Linked DNA regions of Homo sapiens: region 2 is linked to region 1. Evidence: chromatin loops called from intact Hi-C (ENCODE). Cell type or tissue: chondrocyte. All regions are shown on one strand. Links, peaks and the distances in the headings refer to the core of each region. The heading gives the core; the rest is flanking DNA. Region 1 has its middle 130 kb from the start of TMEM132E. Region 2 overlaps LOC105371742 (a long non-coding RNA gene).

The links. Peaks named below come from ENCODE experiments on the same cell type or tissue, not always from the same donor. Only the 100,000 strongest peaks of a DNase experiment are listed, where the experiment ranks them.
Region 2: it touches region 1 in a loop (2.7-fold over the local background); 3 of 110 quality-filtered maps call a loop at or near these places.

What each region holds. Positions count from the first base shown.
Region 1 is chr17:34,705,599-34,715,752 of GRCh38, forward strand. No RefSeq gene overlaps it. Among named protein-coding and RNA genes, the nearest start is that of TMEM132E, 130 kb to the left of the region's middle. RefSeq lists a silencer at 519-719. In chondrocyte, for the core only: no CTCF peak of the experiment used is centred there; a DNase peak (open chromatin) is centred at 4,843.
Region 2 is chr17:34,793,039-34,803,192 of GRCh38, forward strand. All of the region lies in intron 3 of LOC105371742 (a long non-coding RNA gene), which reads right to left. Among named protein-coding and RNA genes, the nearest start is that of CCT6B, 160 kb to the right of the region's middle. RefSeq lists a silencer at 4,759-4,959 and an enhancer at 5,469-6,168. In chondrocyte, for the core only: no CTCF peak of the experiment used is centred there; no DNase peak of the experiment used is centred there.

The DNA of each region.
Region 1 (10,154 bases), core at 3,891-6,390:
AAGACTCTGTATTTTTTTAAAAAAAGATATCTGAGGGAAACCTTGAGGTCATGGAGATCAGCTGGTGATAAGAGGACCATTGCCAGCCCCATGGAATCACACTCACACTCATCCCATAAAGAAGAAGGAGGAGCATATGACTAAATAACTTGCTCCCTGTCTTCTCCAGTTCCCCACAATTCCTCTTCATGACCCCTCTGCCATAGACACAGGAAATTTTGGGAAAACAGGCATCAATGGCAGTCCTGATCAGTGCAACCAGGGAGTAAATATCACAATAAAGTGATAGGACTGGACTAAATGTCCTCTAATCTCCTTTAGTCATGATCCTACTATATGTATATTCCGACTTGCACAAGCTGCTTGGAGGCAGAATTTCCATCTTAGATTTTGGCTATGTCACCCACAGCTCTGATTATAGACTTACCACATGCATGCACGAAATTTCAAAACATCATGTGGTTTACCATAAATATATGCAACTTTTACTTGTCAATTTAAAAATAAATAAAGTTAAAATTTTAAAAACCATGACAACTGACAAATGGGGGGAAAAAAGTGCAACTGTAATTCGGCCAGATCTAATATGGTTGATTCTCTCTGGGCCCAAGCTCTTCAGAACCGTGGACAGCTCCTGACAGCCGGGAGAAGGGGAAAGTGGTTGAGCAGAATGGCAGAAAAACAAAAACTAGAATGTCAGAAACTGGAAAAGACCTGAGAGGTTTTCTAAATCCAATCATTTATTTTGAAGATAGAAAACTGGGGCCCAGAGAAGGGGAAAGAATTATTCTGGAGTCATGCAGTGACCAGGTGGGTTCACTCATTTTCTCATAACTCAAGAAAGTGCAAAAGCAACTTCAACTCTTTAGAGTGAGACATAATATTTACATATTTGTTCCCAATTTGAGTGTTTCTGTCCCAAAAGACAAAGAACAGAACAAGAGAATCTGTCTCAAGATTTCCTTGTTACATTCTCTGTTGAACAAATTTAGAATAAGAGCTCCTTTCTTAGGCATGGAATCACACACACACACAGAAACACACACACACACAGACACATACAGACACACACACACACACACACATACACACCACACTTTTCCCAACTATGATCTCCTTTATTACTGTGCTCCTGGAGCGTGAGGGGCTTGACTCACCTCTCTCCAAGACAAAGGCCACCTGAGTTTAGGGACCACCCTCTTCCCTGTAGGATCCAGTTGAATACTCTTTTTTAGTCATCTTTCTGCATCGAACTTTATATTCAGCTCCCCTAACTCATCTGGACCAGCACCCCACCAACAGAAACCAGAATAATATCTGCCCCACCAGCCCAAGAATTCCATAAGGGAGATAGCCACAATATCTTGCCAGGTTGGTGCTCCTTCTTACTGGGAGCCACACTTCCCTCATCAGGTTCACACTTCCCATAAGATGAGAATGGGGTCTCTTCCAGCAGGCAGAGCCCTGTCTCTTCCTCTCACTCCACAATACTTGGGATGATAGCTCAGAAAAATGGGGCAATTATAAAAAAATTATACTGAGGCCAGGAGTCTTTTCAGGAACCAGACACCTTCCTTAAAGCGTGAAGAAAGTGCAGCATCTAGGAATCTGAAATCTCTCTCACTACATTTTTACAAGTTCACATCCTACCTCCCACCCTCCTCATCTCAGCTTCAGAAACCTCTCCATTATTCAGTGTCTCCAAAAGAAGGAAAATGTCTGGGAACTTTGGTGCTAAGCTGCTAATTGGAGTCTGTGGCTTGAAGGGAGGGGGCAAGGAAACAGAAGTTATTGTGCCCCAGAAACACAATTATTCAGATTTCCTTGCTTGCTGGAATCCTGAGGCTGGACTGTCCCTTTACTCCCCTCATGAAGGCAGTCACTTCTCTGCAGAGCCAGAACCAATAGCCAAAGTATGCAAGGTGCCTGAAGGTGGCAATGGCACAGCCTTGAAAGGCAGAAAGTCTCCTCCCTAGTTCACTGATAACAAAGATCAGGCTGAATGCCTTGATGTCTTTCCAAGCCATTCAGGCTTCTCAACTTTGGGTTTGGGAAGGTCTCCAAACTCTCAACTCTTTTTTTTCTTCAACTTTAAAGTTCTGAAGTACATGTGCAAGATGTGCGGGTTTGTTACATAGGTAAATGTGTGCCATGGTTTGCTGCACAGATCATCCCATCACCTAGGTATTAAGCCCAGCATCCATTAGCTATTCTTCCTGATGATCTTCCTCCCCTTGACCCTCTGACAGGCCCCACTGTGTGTTGTATTCCCCCATGTGTCCATGTGTTCTCATTGTTCAGCTCCCACTTATGAGAACATGCGGTGTTTGGTTTTCTGTTCCAGTGTTAGTTTGCTGAGGATAATGGCTTCCAGCTCCATCCATGTCCCTGCAAAGGACATAATAATCTCATTCCTTTTTATAACTGCATAGTATTCCATGGTGTGTGTGTACCACATTTTCTTTATCCAGTCTATCATTGATGGACACTTGGGTTGATTCCATGTCTTTGCTATTGTGAATAGTGCTACAATGAATATGTGTGTGCATGTATCTTTATAATAGAATGATTTATATTCCTTTGGGTATATATCCAGTAATGGGATTGCTGGGTCTAGTTAGATTTCTGCTTATAGATCTTTGAGAAATCACCACACTGTCTTCCACAATGGTTGAACTAATTGACACTCCCACTAACAGTGTAAAAGCATTCCTTTTGCTTGGCAACCTCACCAGTATCTGTTGTTTCTTGACTTTTTAATAATAGCCATTCTGACTGGTATGAGATGGTATCTCATAGTGGTTTTGATTTGCATTTCTCTGATGATCAGTGATATTGAGCTTTTTTTCATATGTTTGTTGGCCGCATGAATGTCTTCTTTTGAGAAGTCTGTTCATGTCCTTTGCCCACTTTTTAATGGGGTTGAACACTCACGTCTTAAGCATGGAAAGCCAGTACTAAAAGGGACTTTAGAAATCATCTCGTTTCATCTTCTTATTTTACAGATGGGTAAATATAGGCTCAGAGGGATTCACAAAGCAATTTAGCATTGATGTTCGTCTCTGAAACTCAGAACTCCCCACCCTGGTCAGGAAAGTGGCACCGTCGTAAAGTAGAAAGGGCTCTGAAATCAGACACGACTGGTGTCCAAATATTGACCCTGCCACCTGAAATGCTCTGTGTTCTTGGCAAAGTCACTTAACCTCTCTGGACCTGTTTCCTCAGTGTTTAAAATGGGGGTGAGGATAGGCTATTGTGAGGATTTAATGAGATAACATGTGTGGAAGTGCATCATATGTAACAGATGGTCAAAGGAGTGAATTTTTTCCCCCACTCTGATTCCTCTCAGCAGCAGTCTATCTGCAGCTCCTTCTTGACCTTCCCCAGCTCTTTTGTTTTCCCCCACAGCCTGTGCTCCTCAGCACTCTCTTTTCCTGCCCCATCTATATGCCCAACTCCCCTCCAGAGTGGGTGAGGAAGGAGGGGTTAATAACAAGAGTTCTTGGGTCCCCTCCAGGTCTCTGAAAGTTAGCAAAGTTCTCATGCAACCAAGCAGAGGCAGGGAACAGAGCGAGAGTAGGAGGAGACAGGCAAGGTCGGCAAGCTGGCCTCTTTGTTCCTGGAAAATGAGTGCAATTTCCATTCCTTTCCACGGAAGCTGAGTCCAGCACCAGTGTGTGGCAACAGGCAGCAGAGGTGTTGCCGTGGTGAGTAATGGTCCTGGCTATGGCTCTGCCCTCAGCTTGTACCTCATGCCCCAAAGACGAACTTAGGGCTAATGAGTCAGTGTGAGTGACAGCTTTGACTTGGCCCTGGCTGGCACAACAGTCCCTCAAAACCCCTGCACTATTTCTGTTCTCTAGGGAGCCCTCCAAACCCCATCTCCGGAGATGTTGCTGGTGCTCATTTGATTCACTGCACTGGAGGAGATGGAGGCCCAGAGAGGGGAAGCTCCTCTCTCCTGCAGAAGCTGTGAGCTTTCTGACACTCTCCAGGGCCCTGTCAGCAGCCCACACAATTACCTGCAGAAGACAGAATTAAACCTCAGACACAGCTGACTTAAGTGTCAGCTTGCTAGCTATGTGGCCTTAGGTAAATTACCTAACCTCAATGTTCCTGCCTGTAAAAGTGTTAATGATAGTATCTATGCGTCGTTAAAGGATGAAATGGGTCAGGGCATTTAAAGCACTGTGCACAGTGCCTAGAACAGAGTAGGCACTTTTCATGCATGATTCTCCCTCTTGTACTCATTCACAGACCCTTTCCATCTTTCTCCTCTCCACCTGCTTCTCCAAACATTGTCAGGGAGGCAAAAATATCCAAGATGAGACTCACAGTAAATGTGTTCTCCAGCCTCTAAAGGAAATTAAAAGCCAGAAACCAGGGAAATCATGTTTTTAGGAGAGGCCCAGGGGTTCCCCAAGCCTGGGTTCCCATGACAGGGTAAGAGAAGCTCCTGCTGGATCATGTCCTGATCTTTACCCTGAGCATCATTCGATGGGAGAAGAAACAGAGGACAACATGTTAAATCTTATATCTGTCACTTTCTCTGACCGCCAGGCCCTTGGAGGGGACACTGAGCTCTGTGGTCTACAAGAGTGGCCTGCAGGGGCCTGGGGTAAATAATGTCCACTTGCAGGCCAGAGAAGGATTTGATTGAGAGGAGCATAGAGGAGGGCCCTGTGGGACAGGGAGGAAGCCTCTTTCAGATCCTCTCCCTGACCGCATTCACACACACAGGTGCATGCACCTGCCTGCTTGGAGGCACATCATAAGCTGCAAGCCTGACATGCATGTTTTTTTTCCCAGGTAAGTAGGTGGGTGTGCACAGGCGGGCCTCCTCACCTGTGTCCAGTGCTTGCAGGAGGGGCTGCATGTCCCATCTGAGTCTTAGTCCCACCCAGAGAGGACCTTCAGAAGCCTGGGTCTCATCCCCCAGCCCACTGGCGGATGGCAGATCTAAAAAGGCCCAGAGGTGTAAGGTGGCCTATCAATGTCACCCAGGCTGGAAGTGGCAGAGGTGTGGCTCAAATCCATGTTTTCTGACTCCAAAGCTAGTGTTCTTTCCACCGAAGCATGCCCACAGTGCACACACGCATACCCACACACACTCTCACTGGCAAGTGAGCACACACGCATCTAGCAGAGGGCTCACTGTCACCAGCCCATTATATAGGGCTGCATTTATCAGGTTGAACCCTTCTAACACCTGTAGGAGGTTAAGTATGTATTATCCCTATTTTTTCGGGTGAGGAAACCGAGGCACAGAGAAGTTAAGTCACTAGTCCAAGGACACATAATTAGAGCCCAAATGTGAATTTTGAGCAGTCTGGCATCAGAACTTCTTAACTGCCATTATCTCCGCTATACTGCTATATCTGTGCACGAGTGCTCACACACTTACATTCATATACACACTCACATACTCACACATTGGTCTTGGGTGATCTGGGCGCTCACCCCTGATGCAGCAATGATGCCAAGACCAGAGAGAGGAAGCTGGCTCCGGCCTTAGGGTGGACCTCCTTCCTGGAGAAAACAGAAACATCTCTCCCAACTCTTTCTCTCCCCTTGCCCTGCCCCAGCACCTGCATGAGAAGAAAAAAACATCCACCATTCCCTTCCTCATTCCAACCCCATCTCTCTAAGCCCCCATCTGCTTGGTTCCCCAAGGGCTTCCGGTTGCATTGCAAAGATGTCCTGGCAGTAGGGAGGCAAGAACAGAATGAAATATATGTAACATCTTATTAGTAAAGGACATCTGAGCCTCTAATTAAAATTTGCCTAATGACCCAACTTCTCTGTCATTTTTGCTCTTAGAGAGATTAATTTAAGGTGACAGGTACTTAGGCAAAGGAAAATTAATTTTTCCTTTAAAAAATCAAAGAGGAAAAGAGTGGCCTGCTCCCTTATTTGTTTGTCTTTAAAATGTTTATTTATTTGTCAAATTCCCTCCCACTCTTTCCCAATAAAACCTAATGATGGAGAATAATTTGGTGAAGGGAAGGAGACTGAAAGAAAAGTGTCATGGGGTAGCCTGGTGGTACCCACTTGCCCTGAGGAGGGCTGTTTGTGGTTCCCCTGCTTAGGAGCCCCTGACTGCTCATTGACAAGCCTGCCGGCAAGCTGGCTAATGCTGCTCAGGTTCTAGGGGAACCTGTTTCCATCTAGGCTGTTTGACTTGGCTGTGCCAGTGGTATCTGTTTCTCTATGGAACAGATGGTGGTACCTCTCCCCCAACACCGGGCTGCAGCCCAGCTTTCCGCCTCAGCATATTTCCCCAAGCAACAGGCTGCAGCCTTGAACACACTCTGCTTTCAGGAAACAGGTGAGAAATTCGAGGGTTGCAGCTGTGGTCTTTCTGTGTGACTCCCCTCCCTGTCTTCTGTCCTCCCGACTCCTCTGGTCTCTGAGTACAGAGGAGAGGGCCATCCTGACAAGGAGACAGGGGCGTGGACTTCAAGATATTCCAATCTCAGAGTTCAGATCCTGCAAAAACCTATTGGGATGGGTCTAGAGATTACAGAAACATGTCCTTAGCATTCCCCCTCACAACCTTTTTCAAAAATAGTATTCCTGGCCAGGGTCAGTGGCCCATGTCTGTACTCCCAGCACTCTGGGAGGCTGAAGCAGGGGAATCGCTTGAGCCTAGGAGTTCCAGACCAGCCTGGGCAACATGGAGAAACCCTGCCCCTACAAAAATACAAAAATTTGCCAGGCATGGTGGCCTGTTCCTGTAGTTCCAGCTACTCGGGAGGCTGAGGTAGGAAGATGGCTTGAACCCAGGCAGTGGAGGTTGCAGTGAGCAGAGATTGTTCCACTGCACTCCAGCCTGGGTGACAGAGTGAGACTCTGTCTCAATAATAACAATAATATTCCTCTTTTGTCCCATAGGCTCCTCTTCAGACTCTCTGATGCTCTGTCTCTTCTCACTCTTCCCAGGGCATCCTACTCCATCCTCACCCACATTTTCATCCCCACCCCATCCCCACCCAGCTCTCAGATCTCACCCTGACCCAACCTGCTCCACTCCACTTCCTAAGGCCTTTCTGCTGCTCTTTCCTCATTCTTCAGGATATTAGCTTTGAATCAGGTGTTTCCAGTAGACTAAGAGTTGGAGAAGACAGGCAGGAGGAGAGGGAGAGAGGTGAAGAAGGAAGAGGAATCCTTTTTTCTAGAGACCTAAGTCCTGCTCCTAACCCCTCTCTCTCTTTATCTCCATTTCCCTCTCCAGCAGCATGACTGATGCTGGGAAATCTGTCAGGTTTTGCTTCCTGGGGAGCCAAGGGAGGCTTTTCTAGCAATTAGGCCAAGGCCTCTAATCCAAGAAAGCTCTAAACACCCGGCAAGCAATAACTCGGTCCACTGGGCCCTGTAGGGAGGACAGGAGGAGCAAGAGAGGTGTACTCAGGGTTCCTCTCCATCACCTGGCCACAGGGCTGGGGCCAACCCACAGGAAGGGGCTGCTGAGAAGGTGAGCATGGGTGGAGACCACTGTGGGGATAGATAACTCAAAAGCGCATCCATCCACAGGCTCAGTTCAGCCCCTGCCAGGCCACCTACACTGCAGTTCCCCCATCACACAAGAGCCAGAAAGGGAAATCAGTGGTGAGGCTGTGGGCAGGAAGAAGGCATGTATGCAGGGCAGGGTGAGGAAAGTGGGATTTGGAGTCAAAAGGACCCGTGTCTGAGCTCCACTTTCACCTTCCCATGTGCTCTTGAGCATGTCACTCCACTCATCTGAGCTTCACTGGCCTGCTAAGTAAAATGGAGATGATAGTAACACCATCCACTCAAGAGGATCCCTGGGAGGGACGGAAGAGCTGGTGGATGGCAGGTGACAAAGGACCCCTCCTCTACATCTGCCCACAGCCCCACCCTCCACCCACTGGCTGGGGAGAGCTGCAATTTCTCTAATGCACGGAGGGAAAAGACGGGCCAAGGTTTTAAAGATGCCTGTTCATCTCACTTTGCATATATTTGCATATTGAGTTCAAGAGGCTCATCCTAATTCTGAGGATGGAAAATAAAATAAATTAACAAATACGAGATTAACAGATGCAACTCCTGCAGCAATTGTCTCCTTGGCTGTTCTGGGCTTGACACCCTGGAGACAAAGAATGCTCTCAAGGCAATCAACTTTTAATCATCTCTGGACAGAAGCCCCAGACAGAGGGACCCTGTCCCTCCCACCCCCACTCAGAGGTCAGTGCTGAAGGATGTAGAGGAGAGGGGCCTTGGAGAGTGGAGGGCTAGGGCCAGACTCTGTGGCAGGCAGTGACCCTTGATTTGCTCCTTTATGAACTTGCAGTGCAAGGTGTGGTGGAAAAGAGCATGGCCTCAGGGCCACACTGCCCAGGTCTGAATCCTGGCTGCGCCATGTCCAGCTCTGTGCCCTTGGGCAAGTCACCTAACCTCTCTGTTCTTGGGTGGCCTCCTGAGTCAAATGAGAATAATAGTAACACCTACCCCATAGGGTTAGTGTGAGGATTGAATGAGTTGTGTTACAGCTGTGTTCAGCATATTGTAAATGCCTGGTAAGTACTGACTAGTATTACTATTTTTATCATCACTATCACCGTTGTTGTCATCATCATGGTTTATTATTATTATTATGTGATAGAAAATGCCTATAGGACCAGGAACCAGAGACGCAATTTTTATTTTCATCCCAGTCTTCATCCACTGTGTGGCTTTGGGGAAAATTCCCCCACCCCTTTGGCCTTTGTACTCCAACAGGGCTGGCCCAGGCACCCTTCAAGCCATGACAAACAGATCAGGCAGAGTGAGATTTCTGCTTGTTTCAAGGCTGCCTGAAAACAGACTTTGAGGCTGATTGTCATATGCAAAACATATGTAAAACATATGCAAATCACCCTCTCCATGGCATTCCTGAGCTCCTATACATGGGTAAGGCCCTTGGAGCCATCCCTGTGTAGCCCCTGAGAGCAGAGACACTGCCCAGCCACAGAAGCAACTGCACCCCTCAGCTCCCCTCAGCCAGCTTTCTTTGGGATCCTGAGAAAAGCTCAGTCTCCTTGCTTCCACCCCTTTTTCATCCTGCCCCCACCCCGGCACCTGCCCATCTGCCTTGACTGCTCTGAGACTCCCTCACCATCTCTGGAGGACTGAGGGTCAGGGTCCAATTCTACTTCCATGTACATCTGCCTTGCACTGGGCCTGTCACCCATTGTATCACATTTCTCCCTCACTGCTGTGAAGGTGTCAGGATCCCCATTTTACAGACGGGGAGATTGAGGCTTAGAATGAGGCAACTTGTAAGATGTCAACTGCTAGAAGAGTGAATCCGGACCCAGGAGACCCACTCCACCAGGCTACCTTCCCATGAGCTCCTGAGTCAGTCCAGGGCAGAGAAAGAAGAATGGGTAGGGGGAACTGGGTCAGCCACTTTTCAACTTTTGCACCCCTGAGGCAGAAGGCTTCCCCACTCATGGAGCTGGCACTGATACTCCAGGCAGAGAAGCAAAGCTGCCGCCTGCCAGATTTCCAGAGCCCCATCAGTTGATGGCATCTGAAAGAGAGCCACCACAGAGCGCCACCACTGTGGACATGATCCCTGACCTGCCCCAGAGGCTGGGCTTCTCCCCTTTCCCTCCTGCTCAGCCCCAGCACTGCCTAAGCTCCCACTGCCTCCCTAAGAAAGATTTGGGAGAAATCAGAAGTCAGGGGCCAGATGTTCCAGTTCCCCATAGGAATTCTTCTTTCCCTGGCCAAATCCAGGAGAGGCCACGTCTTTGGCCGGGTAGATGTTTAGGAGGGAAAAGGGTGAAGGTCCCAACCACCAACACAGCCCCCAGACTTCCACTAGCACCCTCAGCCAGCTGAGTCCAGCCCAGCCCACCTCCTACCCACACCCCAGCAACAGCAGCCTCAGCTTCCACCTCCATTTCTCCTACCTTCCTAGGACCCTGCTCCGCCAGAGGCCCATTAAGTTGATTAAGAGGCACATTCCGGAAAGAAGGAGCCATATTTCAGCTCCTAGAGAACCCTCTGCCCTCCTCCACCTCCATCCCTTCCCTCTCTAATGTTCCTCTCCTTCTCCCCTCTGCCAAGGTCCTCCCCAGCCTGCCCTGGCCCCATCACTCACTGTCTGATCTCCCAGATTCTGGGGTACAGAAATGTTGGCCAGACTC
Region 2 (10,154 bases), core at 3,508-6,007, 87 kb after region 1:
ACCTCCTCTGTGCCTTCCTAGCCCCAAGAACTTTTCCCCAGCCAACCTCTTTGAATTATTCCAAATTCCTTTTGCATAATTATGCATTATTAACCTCTGGGAATTGATTTTACAGACAGTGTTTAAGGGGAAAGGGTTAAACATTCTCCCCTACCCCACCCTACTCCGGAGGAAGATGCTGAGTAGACATCTCTTCTCCCAAAGCTGAAAGAAAGATGCTTCTGCCTGCACCCATATTTCTTCCCAAGGAGACACAATTATCTCCCCCACTTCCCTTCCCAGCGAGCAACAAGACAACACTGGCCCTGATATACGGGCGGCCGGCGGGCTCCCTGTGCTGGATGAGGACACATCTGAGAGCTGCCGTCCCTAAGTCATCTCCCCTCCCCCTCGCCTCTGGGGAGGAATCTCAATGAGGAAGGCAAAGCCAAGGAGGCTGGGAAATCCTGGACAGGTGCCCAGCTTCTCCATCCATCCAAACCTAGGACCCAGGGCTTGACAGTCCCTCCCCCAAAAAGTAGGATTAGGACCCAGAAGGACCTAATAGCTCCTGCCTGTTCCTACATGCTTGTTCCCTGATTCCCAGCTGTTCCTACCTCATTCCTGACCTTCCATTCCAGCCATAGTGAGCAGCTCAGCATCCCATCCATCCTCCATGCCTTTGCCCAGTCTGTGTTCTCTGCCTGGAATGCTGCTTAGTATCTTGGACATCTGTTCCTTCAACATGCACTAAGTAGCTATGTTAGCACTACTAATAAAACGCTGAATAAGACGAGATTAATAAGCCTCTGCCTGATGCAACAAGAGAAGACAGTCTCACCAAAAAGTAACTAAAATATAGTGTAGTGGCTGCTATGGTAGAGGGAGGGCTGCAAACGGCACCTGCAGCACAGGTTGGGTCCTGAAGTATACGTATAGAAGATTAGCAGGTGCATAAGAAGGCTGGAGGAAGGGTGTTTCAAGCAAAGGGAATAGCATGTGCAATGGCTCATAGTCATAAAGAACACACACGCATGGGGAGCTTGGAGGAGAGTGTAGACTGGGGGAATAATGCTGAGATGTGGAACCTCAGGGTCTGAGTGCCAAGGAGTATGCAGCAGGGCCACTGACAGCTGTGAGCAAATGCTTGCAGCTGAGCAAAGGATGGATAGGGGCAGGGAGTGGGGGTATGAGAGAGACAGAGTGATAAGCAAGTGTTAAGAGGCCACTGGAAACAAGGCAGGGTCTGTGAGCATAAAGAGAAGGGGTAGATTTGAGAGACATCCAAGAAGAATAGTCAACACATCCACTGAAATTCTACCCGGTCTTCAAGGCCCAATTCAAACACTCCCTCCTCCATGCAGCTTCCCCGATTTCCTCCACACCCGCAACAATTATGATCTCTTCCCTCTGTGATCCCAGACTGCTGAGCTCTCTATCAAACTGATCATCATGTTCTGCCTAATGTTACAGGAGTCTGCACAGGTCCCTATCCTCCCCAAATACTCCCTGAAGCAGGGATCATGTCTTATCTTCCCAGAGCCTAGCCTCTTGCCCTGCACAGAGTAGGCATTGATTTTGTTTGTTGAGTCTAATTTATTTGAAATATAGGGAGGCTGTAATCAGGATCGCTGCTAACCATGAGAGGTGTCCACACATGGAAAGGCTGGCCTGTGAGGGGGAAATTCCCAGCACTGGGAATGCAAGAGAGAGGACTGTTGCTCCCTCATTAGAGACCTTGCGGAGGGGAGTCTTGAACTGAGTGTGAGGTCAGGAGGCATGCTTACATCTGCTCCAACTCTCTGGATCTCTAGGTCCCCTCTAAGCCTACATATGTTATAGGGACTAGTCTTCCTTTCCACAGAGAGGGAGACTCCCTTACCTTGGGCTGCATAACAAGTCCCCCTAGGGATGGGGATGGGTACCTGGCCCAGGATTCTCCCCACAGTGGATTAAGACTGTGTCCAGGGATTTGGAGTCCCTTCTCTGAGGGCAGCATGGTGTCTGGCCACTACCCTTCCTCTGCTCGATCCCCAAGTGATGTGGCCTCAGCACACATTGTTGTGCATAGTAGCATGGGAGCTTTGCTGATCCTTAGATTGTAATCCTTCTTCCCTCAAGCTGGAAGAAGGGGAATAAAATCTGGAGAGAAACAGAGAGGCCAAGGTCTAGTGAACAGGGTGGATGACTTCAAGAGCTCAGATGCAATGACCTCTTCATGCATTGCCCAAACATTTATTGAGCACCTAATTCACACCATTCCCTGGAATTGTTTTTCCATCTCCACCCACTCATTGCAGCTGCACTGCCTCTATAGTGACACTGGAAACAAAAAAATAAGGATGGAGGAGAAACAAAACATACTGAGGCCCACTTACATTAAGCATTCTCTTGGGCGCTTTGTGAATTGGCATCTCTCAAACTTTAGAGTGCATAAGAGTCACTGGGATTTTGTTAAAACCAGATCCTGATTTGGTGGGTCTTAGTTGGGGCCTGACATTCTGCATTTCTCACAAGCTCTCAGATGACATTGAGGCTGCCTATCTGCAGACCATGTTTTGAGGAACAAGGTTGAATCCTTACCGAAAACAAAAAGAGAAAGAAAACCTGCAGAAGGATGTTGAGAGATTATTTTACAGGTTAGGAAGCTGAGGCTTAACAAGGTAAAGAATCAAAGAATGGAGTCCTCAGTCCAGAGACCCTGGTAGGGAGACAGAGCACATATTACACAGTCTGCTGGAGCAGGGGTATGCCCCATCTTCAGAGAGCCAAGTCCAAAGAGGGGGATATAACTTTATTCTGGGAATACACCCAACTGGATGACAGATATAAAGCCCTGCCCAGTGGGAACTGCCCAGTCTTGTAGGGGAGACATTGCTTTTGTCTCAGGGGACCCCTTGTCCTTCAGTAAAGGCACAGCCCCTACCCTTTGAGAGGTTGTTCTCAAAGTTGGCTCAGAGACCCAGAGAGAGGAGGAGAAAACAATACAACATCAGGGAGGCCTGTATTTCCAACATGGAGCCCCACTGCCTAGACCGGGGAGGAGATGTAAGGAACAGAGTGGGCTCATGGGGAGCCCCTTCTCAAGCCACTCAAAAACCTACCCCAGATGCACTGAGCTCCTGGCCCCAACATGGAGCTGGAAGGTGGCCCCCACGCAGGGGTGGGCCAGGCTATTTAACACTGTAAACACCACACTTTACTGCAGCCATTAGGTCCATAACAGCGGCCCATCTATCCTCACACTGGCCCTGCGACACCAAGCACTGATGGTGCAATTAGGTAGCAGAGAGCAGGCTGTAAATTGCTGGTACAGCCATCCCTCCACTGGGCACAGTGCGGATCCCCTGCCTGAACCTCCTGCAACCCAGGCTTCAGCGGCAAGTGGTAGTCTCCAGCCTCAGGACCCGCACAGGGACTACCCTCTGAGGCTGGGCCCCTGAGCACCAGAAAGCCTTTTGCCTGCTGGGGCCAGAAGGAACCATCAAATTCTTTGAATGGCTCCGCCCCACTGGCATTTTAGTGCCAGAAATTTCTGGGGTGCCACTTGTGCTTCCTTAGAGGTCCCTTGTACAATCTCTAACAACCATCGCACTGTGTCCTGGAAAGGATGGGACTGCTTGCCCATTAGACCATGTGCTTGCACAGGGCTGGGAACTTTTGAAAACATTTTTGTGTCCACTGGGCCTCACACATCATAGAAACTATAAGTTAGAGAATGTACATTTTACTTCATAATAATGTATGTTCCCTGACACCTTGGGCAAGTTTCACCCTCTCTATAGACCCCAGTTACCCCTCTAAAGTATAAGGACAATAGACCACAGAGGTTGCAAATCAGGGGCCCATTGACCCCACAGATGCACTTTGTATGGCTCACAAGAGGAGGGTTTGGGGTGTTGTTGTTGTTGTTTGAGACAGAGTCTTGCTCAAACTGGAGTGCAGTGGTATGATCATGGCTCACTGCCACTTCAATCTCCCCAGCTCAAGTGATCCTCCCAACTCAGCCTCCCAAGTTTCTGGGACTACAGCCATGCACCACAACACTCAGATAGTTTTTGTATTTTCTGTAGAGATGGGGTTTCACCATGTTCCCCAGGCTAGTCTTGAACCCCTGAGTTCAAGCAATCTTCCTACCTTGGCCTCCCAAAATGCTGGGATTACAGTCTGTGAGCCATAAGGAGGGTTTTTTTTTAATTATTCGATTGTTTTAAGATACACATACATCAGGAAATTTTACCTAAAAATCCAAATGTTCAGTGTCTCTTTAAAAATCAGAAGCCGTGACAGCACTGGGCCCACATCTCTCCATGGCAACAGTCATGTGTTGCTGCATAACTGTTGCCCCTCCAGTGTGCCCCAGACCTCACCTTTCCCTGTTGTGTATCCCTCAGTTTTCTTACGCCTGACCCACTTCACTCATTTCTGCTACCTTCCTGTGGGCCTTTAGGTTCCTATCTCATAACCTGGTCAGGAGGCTCCCTGTGTCCTACAATTCTGGATTCTTCAAATGAATGAGTGAAAAGATGAAGAAGATGGTTGACTAGAGAGTTTTGAGCCTTACCTTCTTTATGAGAAAATCACAAGGTTCTTCAGTTTTCTGACTTCCTAGGGCAGGGAATATCTTTCCTGCCCCTTGCTCCCTCAGAAGATGATGAAGAGAGTTTATAAAATATTCAGAATAATGACAATTGTCAGGGACACTGAAGTATCACGTTGCACAAAGGCCAAGGGGAGAGTGGTGTTTGTGGGGTTGAGGGAGAGGGACCCATTACCCACTTAATTCGAAGCCACAGCCAGGCTGAGATTCCCTCGCACAGTTCCCAAGGTCTGGCTGGTGGCTTAGTGGGCTCTCCTGATCAGCACCTAGGACAGCTCCACCCATCGCCCAGGATCCTCACTGCTCTATCCGGGCCCAGCCGCTTCTGTCCCACCTACCTCCCCAGCCTCCTCGCCTTTCCTTGTGCACCACGTGGGCTTTGTGTCCATTCCTCACTCTTGCCAAGCCCTTCCCCATCTCAGGCGCTTCTGATACCACCCCCTGGAAGTTTTATCCCACTTTTCACAGGGTTCCTGCTCGTTCTGAATATCTCAGCCTCAGCCTCACTTCCTCAGGGAGGGCTGCATCAAAACTGCAGTTCAAATTAAATCTCCATAGATGCTATCTCATTCCTTCATAGCACAGATTGTGGCTGTCATGATATATAGATATTTGTGTGATTACTAATGTCTCCTTCTGCATTAGAATAGGAACTCCAGGGGCAGGGTTCAGACCAGTTCCATTTACCATTTTATATCCGGGACCTAACATCAGACCTGGTTACACAGTTGTTGGATGAATAAATTAGTGAGCCCCTTCTGAATGCAGGAACTATGCTAAAATATAGTCCCTTTCATGGAATAACTTAGAGTTTCATTGGCTAGTTAAATTCCAGTTTAGCTGGAGTTAAAAATAATCTAATCCCACCCCCCCACCCCAATAAAGGAAGTCTTTATTCGACTTTATTCTGAAGCATCAAATCATTCTATGATTAGGTGATGGACCCAGGGATAGAATCCAGCTCCTCAGTTTTCCAGTCAAGCCCAGTCTCACTGTGGCTTCTTCCCCCTGTGGTTCTGTTAGTTTATCTGCCTGTTAATGGCCACACACATACCCCCTTCCATTATCCCATCAGCCCTGCTTGGGCATTGCTATTGATGGCATTTAACCCCCTGGGGTTTCTGTTTGCTCTGGCTCTACCCCATTGCTGCTTTCCCAGAGAGTCTGTCTGGGCCTCCTCAGCAGCTCTGAGTGTGGACAAGAAGGAAGATTTAATGTTACTGCTTTGGTCTTTTGTTTCTGCAAAGCAAACCCTTCCCCTGCTGGGAAACTCATCATCACCAAGCATCAAGCTCAAGCTGAGTTCCACTTAGCTGTTTGCAAATGGCAGTGGGGTGGGTGGAGGGTGAGCAGAAGGCTTGTAGTCCAAGGAGGGGGAACACAGTGTTTGTGAGAAAACACAATGGTAGGAGGACTGTTGGGGAGGAAGATGAGGTTTGTGATGAAGACTGGCTGACTGTGAGAAAAGAATACACCAGGGCACAGGTCTGCCTTGCCCACAATCAATCCCTGAATTGACCATCTTCTGATCACAAGCATGGACATTGGTCAGTACAGGCTTTGGCACAATTCCCATGGTACATCCTAGGCAGCTCTCAGCCTTCTATGAGTGGACTGATTATCTCACCAGCTGAGAGTCCCTGGGAATTCTTCTAATCTCTATGGGCTTCACTTTACTCATCCTGCAAATGGGAATGCTTGCAAAGTTGCTGTCAGTATATAACAAGATCATTCATACACACACTCAGGGAGGGCTTCACACATCATAGGATGCACAACAAACATGCTCTCCTCCCTGTAACAAGTATTTAGCCTCGCTTGCTCTCTACTTTGACCACAACTTGCCCAACAGCAGGGCTCACCCATTGTGGCTGGCCCAGGACTAGTGGAGAGGGATGGGGTAGGTGGCGGCCATGCTAGCACTCTGTGTCTTCATCTATCCCTGCACCTCCTCCAGCCCCATGCCTTCCTTCCTTGTTCATTCCAGTCATCAGTGTTCTCTGAACTGCAGGCAGAGTAATGTATTCCGTGGTCAGAACGTCTTCTGCTCCCTGCTGCTGCCATCTCTGTCTTGGTCTCCCTCCTCTCCACCCCATGAGCATGAAGACAAAATACCCATAGATGAGATGAAAAGGATAGAGGTAAAAAAGGACAGAGCAGAAGAAGGGGACCAAGTCCCCCCACCGTCTCAGCTTCCCTAATTGAATGACTCTCCTACCTGACTCTCCTGTCGGCTCCCATGTTCCTTCATTCTCCCTGATGGCCCTGAAATCATCTCCCCCATCTCATCAAATCTCTCCCCCTTCCTCCTGCTTGTTCTCTAAGCCGCAGATTACTTTTTCATAAAATTCAATTTCTAGCCATTCTCATTACTTACTCACTTAATGTGGCGGGGAGGGGGAGCAGAGGAAGACGAGGGAGGGAGATGGTGTCTGTGCAGCACTTATCCAGCCTAGTTACCAAGGCCCCTCGCTGAGGTGTATTAGAGTCTGATAAGACCAGATAATGGACTTCTGTCCCCACACAGGGAGCTGGCATTGGCGTATTCGGGTATTGCGGCATCATGTCGGAGGGTGGCAACACTTACAATTGTCATCCGTGACTCCTCTCTTGCTGGGAAGAGTCCACTGGGAAAGCTATTTGTTCAACAAATATTTTCAGAGAGAATTTTATTCACCTGTCACCCTACTAGGCACTGGGAGCACAGTCATAATAAAGAGGGGTCTCTCTCCCAGGCCCAGTGGTCAGGGAAGAATTCGGGAGGAAGAGGCATAGAAGAAGATCTGAATAGGAATTATATAAGCTCAAAGAAGAAAACAAGTATCTTAGTTTGGGTTCCCCTTTAAAAAGGAGCCTGAAACAAGGGCTTCGGGGCAGATAATTTACTTGGGAGATAATCCCAAGAAACCAGAGGGAGGGAGTCAAATGGGGAGTGAGACAGGGAAAAAGAGAAATCAGTAAAGATAGATTAAGTGAGTTACTTCTGTAGAAAACTCCAGACCCTCTGCATAACCACATTGAATATGCCACAGAATTATCCCTTAAGGAAGGAGGATAGGACATTATCCTCTGACTCCTGTCCCCATTGTTTGAGGGTTAGCCCCAGTGGTATTCATTTCCCTGCACTTTCATTATGCTTGTACAGGCTGAGCAGCCTTCTCAGACTTCTGAGAAAGCCCTGAGTCTGAAAAGCAGAGAGATACCACTTTGCATGCTTGGGATAAGATGCTGGCAGCATGCCCAGAATTGTCTACCACAGTTGCACTGAAATCAGATCAATGAAGGGAATGTGGTGTGGGGCACACAAAGTGTCTGCTACAGTCCACCCCTTGTAGAGCTCAGATCTGCCTGTGACCCAAAATAAGTTCACCTTGTTGCTGAATTTTCAAGAAAAGGCAGGCCTTAATCTCTATTTTCTAAAACGTTCTTCAGACAGGAAGGTTAATGTGTCAGGGTACAGTTCCAACAGCTACAGCAGGTCCTGAGAGATATCCATCCCCCATGCCCTTTACCACTTACTCTATATTTCCTTTACCCTCAGCCTACCTGATTCTGCCAGCCTGGGTCACTTGCTCAGTGAGGTACCCAGACCAACATCCATGAGACAGGTAAGGGGGGTGAGCCCCTGGTTGCCTCAGTCCCATTAGGCTGTTTTTGCTGCAATTACCTATTCACTATTATCATCAGGTATGGAAACATTAAGAGATGCGCCAGTGAACCCCCTGAGTTCCAGACAGAGTCTTCCCCATCCTGGTTAGGTAGCAGCAACCCCAGCTCTTTGTGAAAATCGTGGTCAATTACTCCGACCTTCTTTTTGCTAGTCCACTGACATGAAGGATTCAAAGTGACCAGGGATCACTCAGGGTCAGTCACAGTAGAACTCTACTGTGTCTCCCTGTAGAACCGGAACCTGGCCTCCACCAGAGCCTAGAGTTGGGGAGACAGAAAGCACATCTTCTTCTTGAAGGTTATTGGAAGTGATGATAGATGGACCCAACTTGCTTCCAACCCTTGTTTCCCAGATGTATATTCTAGCTCTCGGGGGACACAGCACCATGCATGAACCATTGGTTCAATGCATACCACATCCTGGAGGTCAGTACCACAACCCTGCAAGGTATTTTCCACAAACTGGTGTCTTCTCCAAGCCTTTAATAGGCTATTCCAGTATTCTATCAGGCCACCTGCTTCTAAGTGGTCTGGTGTATAATAGGACCAGTGAATTACATGTCTCATGACTATGTTGACCTCCTGCACCATGAAATAAATCTCTTGGTCTGAGATTATGTTTTTGTGGGATCCGATGCAGATAAATCAGTCACGTTTTGAGATCTCAGATAGTCATACTAGCAGAGGCACTGCAAACAGGAACAACAAATCAAATCGGATGAGGGTAAAGGCCAAAAAAGCGAATTGAGTAGAGATATGATGGAGACAACCACCCTGCATCTTTTACATCTTTCAGGGTGGCTCTAATCTCTGCAATTTCACCTGGATAGCTTTTGACTTTCTATTTTGGCTGGAGAGGGGAGCAGTTTCAAGAGATTCCATTTAGCTCTTCTTACCATAAAAACTCTTACTCCACAGGTGAGAGCACCAATGTGAGGGTCTGCCAACATCTAAATATATCCATCTCAATAATGCATACAAGGGTTAGGGAAGAATAGTCCAGGGACTATTAGAGGTACTGGAAAGTGAATGTAGGGTAGAACTCTACCACATTGCCTTCACAAACTCCCAATTTCACTGGGGAACTTTGATGGCATCACAGGCCAGGTCCCCTAGCATCAGTGATAGTCAGACCTTGTATTCAACAGTGCTCAAAAGGTCTGGGTGATCCCCTGTCTTTGGCAAATGGCCAAGGGTCCCTTTGTTGAATAAGAAAGGGAATATTTATTGTATACACTTTGGTAACATTTCAGGTTCTTCCTCAAGAGGACCTGGTTTTCCATCAGTGGATGGGCTCTGGGTCTGAGAACTAGCTCAGATCTGGACAGAGGACGAGGAATCATGATTTTCTATTGCAGTGGCTGATATCAGCCATTAGATAATCAGTTTGTTTTGTTTTAATTTTCTTGTGGTTATGCAAGTCATGGAATACCCTCGTTGGCCACCTATTATCTAGACCCTGGGAACACCATGGTGTGTTTTTCAGGACCAGAGCTCCTTGTATGTTAAGGCACACTGGTGGCCACTCTGGCCTTGCTTCCTACTACAGTAATTATGTCCACTTTGCCTCTGATTGTTAATGCCAACACCAGACCTCTACTAGTCCAGGTTCTTCTCTTCTCCATTGACACAGAGAACTCAACCCCATGGCTTCATCTCCTGTCTGCTCCAGCCTACAGAGGACAGCCACCACCAAGCCACTCATTGAGGCTGGAGCCTCCCTCACTAGTGCATTGCTTATCATTCTAATGGTGAGAGTGTCCTATTGCCCTTCTCTGGGTACATAGATTTACATGATAGGTTTTCTGGTTTTGTGTAATAAAATCCATTCTAATACACTCACTTCTCTAACAGTTCTGACATTTCCAAGGAGCTGTCCAAGCAGCATAAGAAGGCTCCAGGATTC